Linked DNA regions of Homo sapiens: region 1 is linked to region 2. Evidence: read pairs that join two places in POLR2A ChIA-PET (ENCODE). Cell type or tissue: PC-9. All regions are shown on one strand. Links, peaks and the distances in the headings refer to the core of each region. The heading gives the core; the rest is flanking DNA.

Region 1 (6,318 bases), core at 1-5,000, 520 kb before region 2:
GAGAAGGTGATCAAGGTTAAATAAGGTCATAGTAATCTAGCACTGTGGGAGGCTGAGGCAGGAGTATCACTTGAGCCCAGGAGTTCAAGATCAGCCTGGGCAACATAGTGAGACCCTGTCTTGAAAAAAAAAAAAAAAAACCCATAAAATAAAAAGAATGAATAGGACTTAACCAAGCTACGTAAAGGAGAGTGTTGAGAGTGTATTTCCAACAGAGGAAGAATTTTAAGAAGCAATCTGTGATGCCAGATGTGACAGAGTGAGAAAAATCCTGAAAATTCCACTGGATTTATGACTAAGGCTTTGGATAGAATTAACGATAAGGAACAGTTTGATAAAGACATACAGATACTTGATAAAGAGATATAACCAGACAGTGTGACAGAAACCATTACACTGTCTTTGTATAAATAAGTTTTATTTGTGGCAGAGCAAGAAGTTGTAGAGATTGCTGGTCAGTTGCTGAAAGACACGTTGAGAAATGATGAACTCAAGGAAGATAAAAAAAACTTCACCAGACAGTACATAGTATGGATCAGGCTAGAATTTTGTGAACCCTACATCATAGTATGTGTTGGTAGTTACTAGTGTTTGCCAGAATAAAAGTAACACCATATCATTGTGCATACCTTAAAAGATAACGATTCTATTGACTAAATTTGTCCTGCTTTTGTTTTCAAATAATTCCAACAGCTAAAAATAGGGAGGGATGTTAGTATTGTCTAATGTCCAGTCCATATTCAAATTTCCCTGACTGTCCCAAGGTGACTTGCTTGACTGTCAGAGGTCACTAATTGTATTTGGTTGTTACATTTCCCTTCCACCTCCCCACTTCTCAGCATTCTTTGACACACTGTTTTGAACAGACCAGGCCAGTTGTCTTGTAGAATATCCAGTACTTTGGATTACTTATTTGTGATTTATTTTTTTTTTTTTTAAATTTGTTTTCTATTCCTTGTATGTTCTGGAAAGTGGAAATTAGTTCTAAAGGTTTGATTATATTCAGTTAAGTATTATTGGCAAGGATATTTCATAGGTGGTCCTGTGTATTTCATATTGCATATTTCAAAGGCATCTAATGTCAGATTGTCTCACTATTAGAGATGCTAAATTTGGTCACTTGATGAAGGCGGTAACCACCAGATATCTCCATTGTAGAGGCACTCTTTCCCCTCTTCAGTTAGCTTAGCAGACAGTCTGAGGGATGATACTTTGGCATGAATACCCTGTTCCAGGAACCTAATGTAGTTTTAGCCTCCACTGATGATCCTTGCCAGAATCAGTTGTTTCATTACTGGTTGCAAAATGGTGATATCCTATCATGCCTTCAACTTGCCCTGAGAGAGTAGAGAGCTGACACAGATACTGGGGAGTGACTTGGATGAAACTATTGTGAGAGTTCTGCCCGCTCTTTATTTCCTGTCATTGTAAATGCTGCTTGAATTATTTATTGTTGGCTTACTTTAAGTATGCATGTATCAGAATGTTTTATTTTAGTTTTTAGTCTCTTAGGGTTTGCCAACCTATTCTGCAGGGTAAATCACCACTCTTGTTGTTTCTCATTTGTGTTTACACCACAGTAATTAAATGAATCATCCAAGTTTGAAGTTTCCTTTCCCCTGTCGTGTCTTCCCACCCCTTCCCCAGTCTTTTCAGTAAGAGTATGGTGCTAAGAAAAGTGGGAAGAGGTCAGTGTACCCCTGATCCCTGGTAGAGTATTGAAAAATAGCAAGAAAGGGCACAATGAAAGAATGAACTCAATAAGAAGTAAATGATGCTTTGGCCCCTCGCATGATCTCCTAATGCTCTTTGGGTCTCGTGGTGCTGAAAGACGGCAGAAGACTCATTCTGCTTTCAAACCCACGGCAGCATATTACAGCATCAGTGACATCCTGGCTGATGGTGCCACTTAATCATCTTGGTGCTTGATGCATAATTCTCTACTTATTTCTGCATATGATTAAGTCGTCATTGCAGAAATAACAAAATGCAATTTATGTAATGTTTTACTTACATTTTCCAAACTTAAATGTTGATAAGAGTCCTTTTTATAGAAATTGTTAATAGTATACTCCAAATGATAATTTTTTGCACAAGCTGTTTCTATGAATTGGATATTGAATTTAATATATTAAACCTCCTTTTGTGAAAATTTAGAGGGCTATGAATTTTTTCTCTTGGTATTCCCATCCAGATAATTCTGAAAAATGTTTCTAAATATCAGTTTTATCTGAAATGTCAAGGCATAAATGATAATAATCAAGATAATATTGCATTTATGGTGATATTAAGCTAATGAATTCACTCATAGCCTTTAAAATCTTTTTTTTTTTTTTTTTTGAGACGGAGTTTCGCTCTTGTTACCCAGGCTGGAGTGCAATGGCGCGATCTCGGCTCACAGCAACCTCCACCTCCCGGGTTCAAGCCATTCTCCTGCCTCAGCCTCCGGAGTAGATGAGATTACAGGCATGCACCACCACACCCGGCTAATTTTGTATTTTTAGTAGAGACGGGGTTTCTCCATGTTGGTCAGGCTGGTCTTGAACTCCAGACCTCAGGTGATCCACCTGCCTCGGCCTCCCAAAGTGCTGGGATTACAGGCGTGAGCCACTGCGCCCGGCCTAAAATCTTTAATGAGGTAATGAATACATAAAGCAGAAAACCTTAATCAGAGTTACTAATTATCCTTGAGAGGGAAAATGCAGTCTCTGGGGTAATTTTATGAGAAATACAGCTTCCTTGAGTTAACAATGAAGAGCTTTAAAATCAAATCTCATGTTGATTTCATCTTTTTTTTTTTTTTTTTTTTTTTTTTGTGAGATGGAGTCTTGCTCTGTTGCCCAGGCTGGAGTGCAGTGGTGCGATCTCGGCTCACTGCAAGCTCCGCCTCCCGGGTTCACGCCATTCTCCTGCCTCAGCCTCCCGAGTAGCTGGGATTACAGGTGTCCGCCACTGCGCCCTGCTAGTTTTTTTTTTTTTTTGTATTTTTAGTAGAGCAGGGGTTTCACCGTGGTCTCGATCTCCTGACCTCGTGATCCGCCTGCCTCCACCTCCCAAAATGCTGGGATTACAGGCGTGAGCCACCACGCCTGGCCCAATTTCATTTATAATCCATTCAACAATCAAATAATGCAGGCCGTGTGTGTGTTAGTCGTCAAACCACAACTTCGTGCTTTAGGAAGCAGCTCTTTGATCTGCATCTTTTTTCTTTTCTTTTTTTTTTTTTTTAAACACGTATGGAACATTACAGAGTGTAGACATGTTTGCCATATTATTCATTATGAGCTTTCAGTGTGCTGATGTCATGCTGCTGTCTCCCAGGATGTTGCAGAACTGTAGTATACATAATACTTGCTCTATCTCTTAGAGCTCCCAGGGTCATTTAGCATATAGAATTTTTTTTTTTTTTTTGAGACAGATACTCATTCTGTCGCCCAGGTTTGAGTGCAGTGGTGTGATCTTGGCTCACTGCAACTTCTGCCTCCCAGGTTCAAGGATTCTTATACCTTAGCCTCCCGAGTAGCTGGGTTTACAGGCATATGCCATCATGCCCGGCGAATTTTTGTATTTTTAGTAGAGACAAGGTTTCGCCATGTTGACCAGGCTGGTCTCGAACTCCTGGGTTTAAGTGATCTGCCCACCTCGGCCTTTCAAAGTGCTGGGATTACAGGCATAAGCTACCGTGCCCAGCACATATAGAACATATTTATGAAAACATTCAGATTAAATGTTTTTCATTTTTATGAAAACATTCAGATTAAACATTTTTATGAAAACATTCAGATTCTTTTGCTATCAACTTTCAGCAAGAGAATGGGTCTGCCTGTTTGTCTCTCCTTTCATACCTGTTTGCCTCTAGGAAGTTACTGGAAAGAAAAATGTTGTTTATGAGACATAATAGCATTAATTTTGGCAGAAATTACAGCTTAGACAGGGCCTCAAAAGCATTTTCCATGTGGCTGTGGACCTCCCAGGAGGCTTGAACCTTACCTGGGAGAGCCCAGCTATCGACAGCACTTGAGGCTGTTGCTGATATCACTTTGCCCTTTGTCTGTCCATTTCTCCTTCTCCCACCTCCTTTTATTGTTTGGGTTTTTTGTTCTTTTCTTTTTCTGCCTAAGTCTTAGCATTTCTATTAATATTTAAAGACTTTTTTTTTTGTTTTTTTTTTTTTTTTGAGACAGAGTCTCGCTCTGTCACCCGTGCTGGAGTGCAGTGGTGTGATCTTGGCTTGCTGCAACCTCCGCCTCCCAGGTTCAAGTGATTTTCCTGCCTCAGCCTCCCAAGTGGCTAGGATTACAAGCATGAGCCACCATGCCTGGCTAATTTTTGTACTTTTAGTAAAGATGGGGTTTTACTATGTTGACCAGGCTGGTCTCGAGCTCCTGACCTAAAGTGATCTGTCTGCCTCGGCCTCCCACAGTGCTGGGATTACAGGCGTGAGCCGCTGCGCCTGGCCTTAAAGACTGTTTTAACCTACTGGTGAAGTTATGATAGTTTTACTGATTTATACCATATACTCAAAACTAATAGACTTCCATCCTCACCTCCCCAAGAAACAAAATGACTACCTTGTTAACAGCAGTGGCTTTACAACAATTTAATAAAATTATTGGTTCACTCTTTCCGAAGAAAATGTCTGAAATAAAGTAAATTTGAAATGTTTCTTTGAATGGTCAATTCACTGTCAGTTTTTGTTTTAATTGTAGGTGAAGTTAAAATGAACTATTTGGGCAAACCATATGTAGCCATGGTTACAACATACCAAATGGCAGTTCTTCTTGCCTTTAACAACAGTGAAACTGTCAGTTATAAAGAGCTTCAGGACAGCACTCAGATGAATGAAAAGGAACTGACAAAAACAATCAAATCATTACTTGATGTGAAAATGATTAACCATGATTCAGAAAAGGTATGTAGTAATATTCCAAAGAATTTAAGCATCATCAGCATTAAAGCTTTTTCATGAGATGTTTGCAGTTTTAAAATAAGGCTGTAATTGTTATTGTGCTCTGGAAAGCACTTGTATTCACTACGTTACTGTACGCTCCATAGAGCTGCGAGCGTTAAGGCATCACAGAGCATGCTGTGTGAGTTGGTGCCATGTGCCGTTTATAGTTTGATTTTATTTGTCCTATACTGTTACAGCTTATTGAATAATTGTAAAAGAATTGCCATCTGGAAGATTTTGATTAATTGAGATTTTGAAACTAGCCTTTAAAGACTTTCCAGGTTTTTGGTTTTATAAATGTGCTTAATTTCATGGTTCTATAACAGGAAATGACAGCCTGTTGATGTCTGTTTGTACACATATTTAATATGTGTAACTCCATTCCAAGTGTTCTTAATGTCAGCACTCAATTAACTGTCATCTGTTTTTAACCACCATATATTTTTAATATCTGTCACAAGAATAACAAGCCATTAGTATATTACTTTTTTTCTCTGTAACTTTTTTTCTAGTTACAAGATTTTGCTGTTTTGTTGTCATAGTATATCCTAGATGTTTAAATAGTTAAAAATGCAACAGAGGTGGGATTATATCTCCTTCAAATTATTGTGCTTATAAGAAAAAATTCCTATAAATAATGTTTTGTTTTTATTTTTGTAAAGTTAATAGCCTACAGTTTATTTCTCTCATTAATTCATTTTGCTGACATCCCTAGGATTATGATGACATTTTATAGTCTATAACTGAACAACTGTAAAAGGCATATTCTGAAATTCAAATCAATGTTTTCATAATTTTGAGAAATGATTTATCTGGCATCAGAATCTTAGCAAAATATGGATTTTTTTTTTTTTTTTTTGAGACGGAGTTCCACTCTTGTTGCCCAGGGTGGAGTGCAATGGCGTGATCTTGGCTCACTGCAACCTCCACCTCCTGGGTTCAAATGATTCTCCTGTCTCAGCCTCCTGAGTAGCTGGGACTACAGGCACGTGCCACCATGCCCAGCTAATTTTGTATTTTTAGTAGAGATAGGGTTTCACAATGTTGGCCAGGCTGGTCAGGCTGGTCTCGAACTCCTGACCTCAGGTGATCCACCTGTCTTTCCCAAAGTTCTGGGATTACAGGCGTGAGCCACTGTGCCTGGCCAAAATAGGGATTTCTTAAGGTTAATTAATTATGGTTTCTAATTTTAGGCTAGTAAATTCTTAAAGGTTTTATATTTTTTTCTAAAACATGCTATTTTTGCTGCCCAGAAATTGACAAAGTAAACATAGATTCCTTGTTTGCACTTTAAATTTTATTTTATGTTTATTTATTTTTGAGATGAGATCTTGCTGTGCCACCCAGGTTGGAGTGCAGTGGTGCCA
Region 2 (8,057 bases), core at 1,539-6,538:
GTTTATTTTTTATTTCTTTTTGAGGCAGAGTCTTGCTCTTTTGCTCAGGCTGGAGTGCAGTGGTGCAATCTTAGCTTACTGTAACCTCCGCCTCCTGGGTTCAAGAGATTATTGTGTCTCAGCTTCTCAGGTAGCTGGGATTACAGGTGTGCACCACCACACTTGGCTAATTTTTGTATTTTTAGTAGAGACAGGGTTTTGCCGTGTTGGCCAGGCTGGTGTCGAACTCCTGGCCTCATGCAATCCTCCTGCCTTGGCCTCCCAAAGTGCTGAAATTACAGGTGTGAGCAACACTGTGCCCAGGGGATAGTGGCCTTTTTACTTCAAGTATTCATAGCAGGAATAAAGCGTGACATAAATGGCATGTATGAAATGAGAATGATGTGTATAAAACTCATGGGACAGTGACTAATATGTCTTAAATAAATGAAATGTTATATTCCGTGGATTATTTTCTAGATTTATTTTCCTAAACACTGTCTTTGAAATGAATACCTACATACCACACTTATGCATCTCCCTCAGACTTTTAAAAGAATTATTAATCAAATGAAGCTGAGAAATACTGAAGTGTCTCTTTCTACATCTGACTGCTTCTTATAATTTGCTGTCAGTTCCTATGGGTTTCAAGCTTAATTCTATGCTACTCGTATTTGAAATTTTTGTTTTTTTTCTGCCTACTTACCTACAATCTTATTGGTAAATATAATCTTTTTGAACATCTTATAGTAATATATCTTATGGAAATCAAAATAATATAAGAAGTTCTTTGAGGAGGTAGGAGAGGGGGGAAAGCACTTCTTTACATTTCTTTGTCACGGTTTTTGTATATTACTTCGGTGCCCCTTGAATTATTTTCCAAGATCTAAGTATGTGTGGGTAAAATGCAACTGTTTTACATGTGTAACTTTATTATAATTAATTGTGTTTCATCTTTTTTAAAGATGGAAAAAATCACACTGCAATAGTATTTGTTACTTCTTTTCATAGTCAAAGCACATCTAAGTAAATTGAGTTGAGGCCACATCTTGACCCGCTGATCATCTTGTTAAATTTCATGTTGCTTCCTAGCTCATTTAACTTGTGAGGAACAGCATTTTAGGAGGCTTGATTTAGCAATTCTTTTCAGTAAAACCATACCTCTTCTCAATGAATGTTGTATAAAGTCAGCACAACCTGTTCCAAAGAGATTTATTACACTGTAGTGCAGAAAATATTGTAGAAATTATTATGGTGAACGTGTGACTTCAGGCAGCTTTTCTTTAAAAAAATATAACCTTAATTGTGGGGAAAAGCTCTCACTGTCATCCTTCAGTATCGCTTGGGGGTTGGTTCCAGGAACTCCTGCAGATACCAAAATCTGAAGATGCTCAGTTTCTTATTTAAAATTGTGTAATAGTTTGCATATAACCTGCACACATCCTCTTGTACACTTTAAATAATCTCTAGATTACTTATAAGGCCTAACACAATGTAAACGCTATATAAATAGTTGTTATACTATATTGTTTTTATTTGCATTATTTTTAATTTTTGCATTATTTGTTATTTTTATTTTCTTTTTCAAGTATTTTCAATCTGTTGAGATTCAGTCCGTGGATTCAGTTTGAATCCATGAATGTGGAACCAACAGATAGGAAGACCAGTGGTATTTAGTGTTACTACATTGGATATTTTTCACTAGTCTTCTGCATTGCTGGATCACATTATTTCATTTTTTATTACAGAAAATTTTAAACATACAGCTCAACTATCAGCTCTAACAATTATTAATTTATGGCTAGTCTTGCTGCATCTATACTCCTACGAACTCATCCAAACAGGATTATTTTGAAACATATTTCAGACCTCATGTCACTTCTTCTGAAAACATTTTAGTATACATTTTAAAAATAGTATACTATTTTTAAACGTTAAAAATAGTACTGTTTAATAACAAAAATACTTAAGCTATATGTAATAGTGTTATTAAAATATCTGAATGTTTTGTAAATGTTGCTTTATATTTGGCTGGTTTAGAATCCACACGAAATCCACACCTTACATTTGATTGATATATCTCTTCGGATTCTTTTAGTCTATAGGTTGTTCCTCCTGCCTGACCCCTGTGCATGTGTTTCAGTTTCTTCGTTGAAATTGGGCTTGCTTTCTCCTGCAGCTTCCTCCTGTCTTGACTTCGCTGAATCCATCCCTGTGGTATCTACCATGTTCTATAACCTCGGTGTTTCTTATAAACTGATAGGTGGATGTAGAGTCTTAATATAACTCCGATTTCAATTTGTAATAATATTATCTCCAGGCATTGTTGTATGGTTCCATCAGCAGATGGGGACAGTGTGGTTGTTCATCATTTTGTGAGCAGCCCCTGGTAATTATTACCTGGATCTTTTATCTGTCTACCTGTTATTACTGTAATTCCTTTATTTAGTAGGGGAATATTTCTATAAACAGAAACTTTTCCTTCTCAGCTATTCTTGCCAGTTACTCTGAGGTATACAGTTCATATGGAAAGTGTAGGCCAAATGCTTAATTTCATCTGTTTCTTTATCAGTTTTGTTTTTGTTTCTTTTTTTTTTTTCTTCTTCTTCCCTTTTGAGACATGGTTTTACTCTGTCACCTAGGCTGGACACCCAGTGCAGTGATGCAATCTTGGCTCGCTGCCAAGACCTCCTGGGCTCAAGCATCCTCCCATCTTAACCTCCCAAGTAGCTGGGACTACAGGCGCACACCACCATGCCCAGCTAATATTTGTATTTTTGCAGAGACAGGGTTTTGCCATATTGCCCAGGCTGGTCTCAAACTCCTGAGCTCAAGTGATCCACCCACCTTAGCTTCCCAAAGTGCTGGTATTACAGGCATGAGCCACCATGGCTAGCCTCTTCCTTTATTGGTTTCAGAAAAAATAAGTTGGTTTTCTGGGGCCACATCCTCACGGTTCATGTTTACTGTTTTTTTTTTTTTTCTTTTTAAAAGATATCATTAAGAACTCACAAACATCAACATAGTTATTACTGCAGCCGGTTGCATTATTCTTCTTACTGATGTTTCAGTTGCCCCACATTTGAATAACCAGACCCCTCTAAGCTGACTCCTGAGAGCTGTTGGTAGCAGCATCCTCACTTTCTGCTGTGACAGTGTGTTTCATGCTCTTCTAATATATTTTCTGCCCCATACCTGGAATCAGTCATTTCTCAAAGTAGCCTTGCCCCTATTAATGGGAAAGGGTATTCAGAGACCACTATTTGGAATTATTGCTTTTATTTTGCAAATGCTTAAAGTAAGTTAACATCAGGAGCACGCTGGCTCTAAATTCAGTTTTCACAGCTATGTCTGAAAATGTAGTGAGTCTACCCTTGATTATCCGAGTGATTAATCTTTCCAAGGGTACCAATAAATGTGGGTTCTCCTTGCCAATTCAGATTTTCCTTTATTTGGACTCTGATGAACTTCTTACAGAACTGTAGCCTGACGTTTCTGTGGGCACTGTGACTGTGTGTTGGATGAGGTCTTACTTGGCAGGTGTCAGAAGCAATGATGGGCAGATCTGCTTGTCTGCAGTAGGATGCCAGAACACAGTGACCACTGTGCTTGTGTTGAGTTGTGGGTTTTTGTTTGTTTTTTTTTTGCTTTTTTTGTTTATGGGTACAGATAGTTAGGAAGCAATGGTATCTCAATGAGTTTAACATTTTCTTTTGCCCCCTGCGAAATTGAGTGCCAGGAAATTGGGCTCAACCATTGTGTTGTCTTCAGTAGGCAAATTGGGTTGGGGGGCTGGAAATTGGTCACAGTCATGGTGCTAAGTTTTGAAGAGGTTTTTCCTAGTGTGGAATGTCTGAGCATGAGCTTGGTCTTCCCTGACAGTGGAATTGGCTCCAGCTTTGCAGACCTTATCAATCCTGTTACCAGTGCATCCTACATTTCATCTCCCAAAGCTGGCTTCATCAGTGATCTGTGAAGTGTGATGCAGAACCATTGAGGCATGGAAAACAAATGGGGACCTTTGATCAACATGGGGATTAGGGGAACAACAATTATTAAAAAAATATCAGGACTTAACATATCTGTATTTTATTATCTCACATTGTAAAATTTCCTATTCCTTGTATATGTTTAATAATGTTTGTATTAGTGGAATTGAGCATTTAAATGATCATTAAATAAAAGTCCTATACAGCTGCATGCTCAGAAAGATTTTCCTAACAGGGCTATGTTATCAAGAAAGTTTGGAGGCACTGGACCTGCTTTCTGGTCACTTTTTCTGCATCTTTTCTTGGGCAGTCTTTTGATCCATTCTCCAGTTTAGTCAAGTGATCGTTTAGTAATTCACATCTCTCTTCCTTCTACCTCCATGCTTAAAAACCTTCAGCAGCTTCCCAGTACGGTTAAGAATACTGGTATGTTTTGTTCAAGTGTATAAGAATTGTTTTGTGTCTTTGCAGCCTTGTCTCTTCTACCTCATGACTAGCACGCTGGGCCTCTGAATTTCTTGGATGAGTCTTCTTCCTGCTTAACTCTAGGCACTCTCTTTTCCCTTTGTCTGGTAAAACTTCTCTTTGGTGCTCTCCTGTCTAGCCTTACTTATGCCATAGGCATCTGGTCAAGTAACAGTTTCTTCAGTAGGTGTTTCCGGATTCCATAGAGTTGCTACATAATCCTGTAGTGCTGTGTATTTTTGGTGACTACGGGAGAGTAGGGAATTTGTGTGGGTTCTCTAGATCCACTGCTGTGTTGGGAAATGTTTAATAGCCGGCTCTCTGAAAACCGCAGAAACCTGGCTTTGTCACATTTTCCCATTTCCATGGTGTAAATATGAGTATTATGGCCAGATTCAGGCTACCAAATTGATGTCACTGAATGTTGAGTTGGGATGAGATGCATGGTAGCAAACTGTAATATGGTATTTCCATGATAATAGATGGAGAAGGTGCATCATGTGTGTAGATACTAATAAAATATAGTAAAATAATTCGAACGTGAAGATTTTTGAGTATTATCTTTGTTTTAATATAGTTTAGTTGGAAGTTTATGTACTATAATTTTCTTTTCTTTTTTTTCTTTTTTTTTTGAGACAGAGTTTCGCTTTTGTCGCCCAGGTTAGAGTGCAATGGCACTATCTTGGATCACTGCAGTCTCCGCCTCCCAGGTTCAAGTGATTCTACTGCTTCAGCCTCCCGAGTAGCTGGAATTACAGGTGCCTGTCACCACAGCCAGCTAATTTTTGTATTTTTAATAGAGATGGGGTTTTACCATGTTAGCCAGGCTGGTCTGGAACTCCTGACCTCAGGTGATCCGCCTGCCGTGGCCTCCCAAAATGCTGAGATTACAGGCATGAGCCACCATGCCTGGCCTGTATTATAATTTTTAATAATTTTATTTAACCATCAACTCTCAGAAATTCCTGAAAATTTAATAATTCTCTCTCATGCAATGGTAGGAGCCAGGAGTAGAGATCCCCTGTGCCACACGCAGACAGGTCACATTTTTTTGAATTGATTGAAGACATTGGAATAAGGTAATGTATGCATGTGCTTCCATTTTTGGGCATTTACTTTGCTTTGCATTATCAACTTATTCTTTTATAACTTGCATGTCTTGCATTGTACTAGCTTTTATATGAGGAGAAGTATGTATCACAGAGGGAAATATGCACAAATGCAGCCAGATACTCAACACCACTCCAGTAGTGCAACTGATTGACTAAGGCATTAACATTGATCTAATGAAGTTCAGTGGCAGGTGGTTGGCTCAGAAAAATGAATTATAATACATTAATCTTGCTTTGTGGATATACAAGGTAGACAGAAAAAATGGTAAACACTTTCGTTCTTGGAATTCCCATTTTGCTATTCATTCCCTCATTTTCCAATCATTGAGAGGTGAATTATCAGAAAAACGCTTTAGCGATATTTGCCTGCAGCTACTATATTGGTAGTTTTGACTGAATTACTTAATCGATTCGACCTAAGTTTCTAAATTGACTAAGTGTTTGACTGAAAAGATTCTTTGGAAGAAAATACAGATGATTTCACAAGATTATAGTGACATATCGTGTGAAAGTGTAGATTAAGGGTACCCAACACATTTCTGTTAATCCAAGTAAATGTTTCTGATCAGGATATAAGAGTAAATGCCATCAGGGTTACAAAAGCTGGTGTAAAATTTAGACATTTTAATAGCCATGTGGTAGGACATTTCAAATATTATTTTCTAAAGGTTAACTGTCAATATTTAGGTCCTATAAAGAAAAAGTTTTAAAATGCTTTAGAATATAGTATTTATTTTGTAAGCAATCTTTCTAGACAGAACAGCCCTTCTATATTTTATTTCCAAAAATCAAAAGCTGTTAGGGACAGAAGTTTTTAAGATAGAAGGTAAGCCCTTTTTGTTATAGATGAGGAAACTAGAGCCATGCGTGAATGTGGACAGCCTTGTTCTGTTTGAATCGGTGTTTTGAAGTGTGTGGTTTACCCTGTGAATTAAGACCTGAGCAGGTGCGAGCCTGTCTTTGCAGCAGATGATCTTCAGCCACATGCTTCGTCCTGTGCTAGCCCGTCATCCTGGATGACTCTTCTTTTTATGTTGATTCAATGTATGGTAATGTTTGCAGAGAAAACTAACGAGGCATATTAGAAATCCGTACTAATGTAGATACATTTTGTAAAATCAAATAAGATTGATCACCATCCCTACTTAATTCAGAGCAAAGGAAGGGAATCTAATTTTTCTCTTTTTCCACACCTCGTTTGCTGTAATGAAAATGGCATTCTGCTTTGAATCATTTCCAAGGAAATGATTTTCAATATTGTTGTCTGTGACATTTTGACAATTAAAATGCATTTCTTAAGCCTACTGGAAATGCTGCGATGCTTTTTCTTGTTTTCATTTTTTTTCCCCCCAGTGGTTCTATCTGTGCTTGTTGCCTAGGAAACCACGACTGGGTTGAATTCTGTTTGCCTGGTTGTCTGACAGACTGGCAAAGTTATGGATAAAGTTCTTGGCTTTAGAGTTGTAAAAGTGCTACTTAAATAACAGAAACATTTTATCAATATTAAAGTGCTTTATCTCCTCAATTAAAAAGCAGCCAAGCATTTGTTTGGTTTTCTTAAAATGCTAAATAGAGAATTATTGTTTTCCTTGATTATTATTGAAACTTCCTGTTTTGTATACAAATTTGCAATAGGATTTGAATTGTCACAGTGAGCTAGTTCTAAATATAGCACTTTAATAAAAAAATGCTTCTGTAAATTTGTTTACTTCCTTGGGGAGTCATGTGCATGTGTTATCATTCCCAAGAGGGACAAACATAAACATATTTCATGAAAAAATTCAAAGAGGTGTTAGAAAATGCAGATTATTTTGCCCTATGTTTGATAAGTAGAAAAACAATTATTTCTATATAACTTTTTCAAATTAAAGTTAGAAAGAAGTAGTGGAAATCCCTCAGATCTTTTCTGAGTTGATAGAACTGAGAGTATATAGTTAATGGTTATTTAATTATACTTTAGCTAAATTCAGTGTCCTTGCTTAATACTAAAAAATTAATTACATTGCTTAATACTAAAAAAATTTCAGAGAGATGTGTTTTTGGATGATCCTGTGACCACTGACTCCATGAAGCTGTAGAGCCCTTGAAATGAGGCAAGGGTAACTGAGGAGCTGAATCTAAATAGCCGGTGTGGCTAGTGACTCCATCGTCTGGGGACTTGATGGAAATGCAGAGTCTCAGGCCCCATCCAGACCTATTCATTCAGAATCTGTATTTTTCATGAGGTCCCTTAGGGCTGATATGCAATGCTGTCTCTTCTAGAGCAATAATTCTCTTCTAGAGCTGTCTTGGCTGCATGTTACAATGACCTGAAGAGCTTGTGAAAGTAATTCCTGGGCTTCTTCCTAGACCAAATTTTCAGTATTTCTGATGGGGATCCTGGAACCAGCATTTTACAGAGTATTCCCACGTCATTTTAATGACTGGTGAAGTGTTAGAACCACATATATAACTCAAAGAGTATACAAACAAGTGTGACGTTTGGATGGGGAGGTCTTAAGTACTGCCCTGG

The links. ChIA-PET counts read pairs that join two places held together with the same protein. Peaks named below come from ENCODE experiments on the same cell type or tissue, not always from the same donor. Only the 100,000 strongest peaks of a DNase experiment are listed, where the experiment ranks them.
Region 1: POLR2A ChIA-PET joins it to region 2 with 12 read pairs; 2 of 35 experiments call an interaction of 5 or more read pairs at or near these places.

Annotation. Positions count from the first base shown.
Region 1 is chr10:35,014,786-35,021,103 of GRCh38, reverse strand. It overlaps CUL2 (cullin 2), which reads left to right. Exons shown (of 21, transcript NM_003591.4): 18 at 4,710-4,912. Among named protein-coding and RNA genes, the nearest start is that of LINC02635, 45 kb to the right of the region's middle. In PC-9, for the core only: no CTCF peak of the experiment used is centred there; no DNase peak of the experiment used is centred there.
Region 2 is chr10:34,490,741-34,498,797 of GRCh38, reverse strand. All of the region lies in intron 3 of PARD3 (par-3 family cell polarity regulator), which reads left to right. Among named protein-coding and RNA genes, the nearest start is that of PARD3, 320 kb to the left of the region's middle. In PC-9, for the core only: no CTCF peak of the experiment used is centred there; a DNase peak (open chromatin) is centred at 4,617; H3K27ac peaks cover 1,556 bases.